Regions from separate parts of the Homo sapiens genome. Here region 2 is linked to region 1. The links are chromatin loops, found by intact Hi-C in ENCODE. Cell type or tissue: dorsolateral prefrontal cortex. All regions are shown on one strand. Region 1 overlaps VPS35L (VPS35 endosomal protein sorting factor like). Region 2 overlaps VPS35L (VPS35 endosomal protein sorting factor like).

Region 1 (2,500 bases):
AGGAGAGGGAAAAAAAACATGTCACAGAAAGACACTCCTTGTAAAGCTTTCTGAGTCAAGTTAGCTCTGCTCTGGAAGCTTCTTTGCCTGGCTGTCTCCTGAACCCCAAACTCAAACCCCTTCCACATTTATTAAGCCCCAACTGTGAACAGGGTACTGTCATGGGCAGGTAGACAAACAGATGAAAAAAAAGTGAGAGAAAGCGTTGACAACATAAACTGTGGCAATGAGACCAACATAATCATACTAATTAACAACTATTTTTTTTTCTGGTTTTTTTTTTTTTTTTTCCAGACAGGGTCTTGCTCTGTCGCACAGGCTGAAGTGCAACGGTGTGATCTCGACTCACTGCAGCCTCTGCCTCCTGGGCTCCAGCCATCCTCCTACCTCAGCCTCCCCAGTAACTGGGACTACAGGAGTGCACCATCATCCCTGGCTAATTTTTGTATTTTTTGTAGAGATGGGGTTTCACCGTGTTGCCCAAGCTGGTCCCAAACTCCTGAGCTCAAGCGATCTGCCTGACTCGGCCTCCTAAAGTTCTGGGATTACAGGCGTGAGCCACCGCATTGGGCCAACACTTATTTTCTAAGCCTGTTACGTATTTTGGTCTATGAATCCACTTATCTCAATTGTTTTGGGGAGAGACATTAAATATGGGGCTTGAGGAAAAGCCACCTGATGTCCGTTCTGATAGAGAAACCTTCCAGAAAGGGTCAGAGCCTGCAGGGTCTTCTATCTTGTGACCACTAGTAAGACATGGCCCAACCAGGTACGGTAGCTCACGCCTGTAATCTCAGCACTTTGGGAGGCCAGTGGGTCGATCACTTGAGGTCAGGAGTTTGAGACCAGCCTGGCCAATATGGTGAAACCCTGTCTGTACTAAAAATACAAAAATTAGCTGGGCATGGTGGCACATGCCTGTAATTCCAGCTACTCGGGAGGCTGAGGCAGGAGAATCACTTGAACCCGTCGGTCAGAGGTTGCAGTGAGCCGAGCCTGGGCAACAGAGCAATGCTCTGTCTCAAAAAAAAAGAAAGAAAGAAAGAAAGGAAGAAAGGAAGAAAGGAAGAAAGGAAGAAAGGAAGAAAGGAAGAAAGAAAGAAAGAAAGAAAGAAAGAAAGAAAGAAAGAAAGAAAGAAAGAAAGAAAGAAAAACATGGCCCTACTTATGGAACCCACAGGATCTCCTAGGCCCTATCTTTAAGCAGTTCATTTCCTTAGTCCTCCGGCAGTCCCACAGTGAAGTAAGTATATCATGAAACAAGGTTCTCAGTGGGAATGCAAATTCTGCTCAGAGCAACTTGAAAGACCATTTTTTTCTATTTATGTGTTTGTTACTGACTGGCCCAGAGAATGTGCCTATTATTATGCCTCATTAAAAAGAGAGCAGCTTTGTCCCCAGAACTTGGCTCCTCTCACCCACCCCGCCCAGTTTCCACTCTAAAGGACGGAGCTAAAATAAACAGTTATTTAAAGGTTGGGGCATGCAGGGTTCCAAAGCAGATTTTTAGTTCTATCCTCAGAAGACTTGCCCCATATAGAAAATATTGTCTGGAGACTTCTCAATCTTATCTTAAGTAATTAGAAATCAAATCCTACCCCATGTGACAGCAGTTTATCCTTATAGTTTAAAGTTCAGAATAATCATGTCAACTTCATGTAACACTTTGTTTTGTAGCTATTAAGAGCTATGGAAGCTCATTTAAGATATAACGGATTTTTTTTTAAAGACCTACAGAAAAAGGAGAACTCAGATTCCCAGTAGTAAAGAATATTGTCCCCTCTTTGAGTAATACCCCACAAGCACAGGCAACCAAAGCAAAAATGGACAAATGGGATCACATCAACTTAAAAAGCTCCGCACAGCAAAGGAAACAATCAACAAAGTGAAACGAGAACCCACAGAATGGGAGAAAATATTTGCAAACTACCCATCTGATAAAGGATTAATAACCAGAACATAAGGAGCTCAAACAACTCTATAGGAAAAAAAATCTAATAATCAGATTTTAAAAATGGGCAAAAGATTTCAATAGATGTTTCTCAAAAAAAAAAATACAAATGGCAAACAAGCATATGAAAAGGTGCTCAACATCATTGATCAGAGAAATGCAAATGAAAACTATAATGAGATATCATCGAACCCCAGTTAAAATGGCTTTTATCCAAAAGACAGGCAACGACAAATGCTGGTGAGAATGTGGAGAAAAGGGGAACCCTCACACACTGCTGGTGCAAATGTTAAATTAGTACAACTACTACGGAGAACAATTCGGAGGTTTCTGAAAAAGCTAAAAATAGAGCTACCATAGGATCCAGCAATCCCACCACTGGATTTACCCCCAAAAGAAAGGAAATCAGTATATCGAAGAGATATCTGCACTCCTGTTTGTTTTAGCACTGTTCACAATAGCCAAGATTTGGAAGCAATCTAAGTGTCCGTCAACAGACAAACGGATAAAGAAAATGTGGTACATATACACAATGGAGTACTATGCAGC
Region 2 (2,500 bases), 88 kb after region 1:
TTGCAAAGCAAGGTCTTTGTGCTCCATATAAGGCTGCTTCTCAGGGAGGTGACTGCAGTTGGGTTATTTTTTTTAGACAAAGTCTTGCTCTTTCGCCCAGGCTGGAGTGCAGTGGCATGATCTTGGCTCACTGCAACCTCCGCCTCCCAGGTTTAAGCAATTCTCCTGCCTCAGCCTCCCGAGTAGCTGGGATTACAGGCACCCACCATCACGCCTGGCTAATTTTTGTATTTTTAGTAGAGTCAGGGTTTCACCATGTTGGCCAGGTTGGTCTCGAACTCCTGACCTCAGGTGATCCTCCCGCCTTGGCCTCCCAAAGTGCTGGGATTACAGGCGTGAGCCACCGCGCCTGGCCTTGCAGTTGGTTTTTACCATTAGACACTGTTGCTAGGCGACCCAGCCTTGCTCAGGCATCACAATGAGAAAAGAGGCCTCTAGAAAAGCAGCCCCAGTCAGGCTTCCGTGAGCTCGGCCAACTGCACACTGGCACCCTTCCCTGGATGGAGTCATTGCCTCGAGAGGACCAAGCACAATGCGCAGCCCAGGAATTAATCAAAGAGCAGCCACCGAGGTTGATCTCACTTGGCAGGAGGAAGGAAAAGCTCTCCCACTCCCTGTATTCCACAAATGACTTGCTCACCTCCTCAAAGTCATCCAGCTCCTCCAGCCGGGTCCGCACCTTCTCTGACATTGCCAATGTGGCAGTCCCAGCTTTGCCTAAACAGAATGAATTTACGTCACACAGGTGGCTTTTCTCGTGCACCAATACCCCCAGTGGAGGCATCTTTCACTCTACACTTCATCGTGAATAAAGACACAAGGGAATGATTCCATTATAGAAAACTATCCCAGATTTTCAAAGCAACTTCCTTATGTAACCAGAATTCCATCGAAACATTTCCCACTTAGAAGCTGCCCCTGGGAGCCCAGTGGGCCAGCCTCAAAGAGGTTAACCGCTGCATTTGAGATTTACAAACTTTGCTCTGTATCATCTGTTTATTCCTAAAGAAAGGCAGTCCAGATAAGGATGCCAAAAATCCGTCATCTAATTGTTTTCTATGAACAAAAGGCCCTCTTAGGCTCTTACTCACAGCGTAGAATTGTGCTCTCCTGCTAACAAAACAACCATCTCACTGTCTACCCAGGGTGGAAACACTAGGGCTTCAAAGCCCTCTCTTCGAGCAAACAGGACTAGCTGTGCCTCCTTCCAGCATCTGTCAGCACAATTTCGCCATCAGCAGGGACTGGTGGAGGGATGAAGGAAGGGCCCCCAGGCCACAGGCCAGCCACAAGGCAGGGCGATGCATCTAGCTGACTGCTGCCCTCTGCGGCCGTCTATTTCAGAATCCTTCCCCCATCTTTAGGGGGCCTCTGTTCTAGCATTTTTTTTTTTTTGAGATGGGGTCTTACTCTGTCGTCCACGCTGGAGTGCGGTGGCGCGATCTCGGCTCACTGTAACCTCCATCTCAAAAAAAAAAAAAAGAAAAAAGAAAGAAATGTGGACTTAGGGTCGAGCTGCAGAACTCTTTTTGTAAGCCTGACAAATGTTTTAGGTTTTAAGAGTCACAAAGTGTCTGCTCCAACTACTCAACTCTACTGTTGTAGCACAAGAGCAGGCATAGATAATATGTAAACAAATTGATAGGGCTCTGTTCCTATAAAACTGTACTTAAAAAACAGGCAGTGGACCAGACTTGGCCTGCAGCATGCAGTTTACCAACCCCTGATCTGGGGATACCCCTAGTAGTGGAATGCTGGATCAAAGGGTTGGCTCATTGTGTTAATCCCTTTGAGCTGCTATAACAAAATGCTACAAAGTGGGTGGCTTATAAATAAGAGCAATGTATTTCTCGCAGTCCTAAAGGCTGGGAAGTCCAAGATCAAGGTCCCAGCAGATTAGGTCCCAGTGCCTGATGACAGCCTGCTTTCCGGTTGGGTTCATAGATGATGCCCTCCTGCTGTGTTTTCACTTGGTGGAAGGGGTGAGGGGAGTGCCCTTGGACCTCTTTTATAGGGCACTAATCCCATTCATGAGGGTTCCACCCTCATGACCTAATCACCTCTGAAAAGGGCCCATCTCCTAATACCATCATCTTGGGGTTAGGATTTCAACATATGAATCGGGGCAGGGGAGTGGGGTTAGGCACAAACAACCAGACCACAGCACCTGTCTTCAAATAAAATAAAAAATGCAAAAGTGTTCTACAAGGTGGTTGTGCCATTTTACATTCCCACCAGCAGCATATGAGAGCTCCTATTGCTCTATATTCATACAAAGTCTCATCTTTGAAATGTGATCCCCAGTGTTGGAGGTGGGGCCTGGTGGGAGGTGTCTGGGTTGTAGTGGGGGATCCACCATGAACGGCTTGGTGCCATCCTTGCAGTAATGAGTGCAGTAATGAGTTATTCTTACTTCCCATGAGAACTGGCTGTTGAAAAAAGCCTGGCATTTTCTCCCTCTCTCTCCTCCCTTCTCTTGCCATGCAATCTCTGCACACAC

Evidence for each region. Peaks named below come from ENCODE experiments on the same cell type or tissue, not always from the same donor. Only the 100,000 strongest peaks of a DNase experiment are listed, where the experiment ranks them.
Region 2: it touches region 1 in a loop (3.0-fold over the local background); 1 of 110 quality-filtered maps calls a loop at or near these places.

The regions. Positions count from the first base shown.
Region 1 is chr16:19,665,525-19,668,024 of GRCh38, reverse strand. All of the region lies in intron 26 of VPS35L (VPS35 endosomal protein sorting factor like), which reads right to left. Among named protein-coding and RNA genes, the nearest start is that of KNOP1, 51 kb to the left of the region's middle. In dorsolateral prefrontal cortex, a CTCF peak has its summit at 1,484; a DNase peak (open chromatin) is centred at 1,414; H3K4me3 peaks cover 1,201 bases; H3K27ac peaks cover 2,500 bases.
Region 2 is chr16:19,577,269-19,579,768 of GRCh38, reverse strand. It overlaps VPS35L (VPS35 endosomal protein sorting factor like), which reads right to left. Exons shown (of 31, transcript NM_020314.7): 6 at 641-717. Among named protein-coding and RNA genes, the nearest start is that of VPS35L, 23 kb to the right of the region's middle. In dorsolateral prefrontal cortex, a CTCF peak has its summit at 1,341; DNase peaks (open chromatin) are centred at 468 and 1,268; H3K27ac peaks cover 2,500 bases.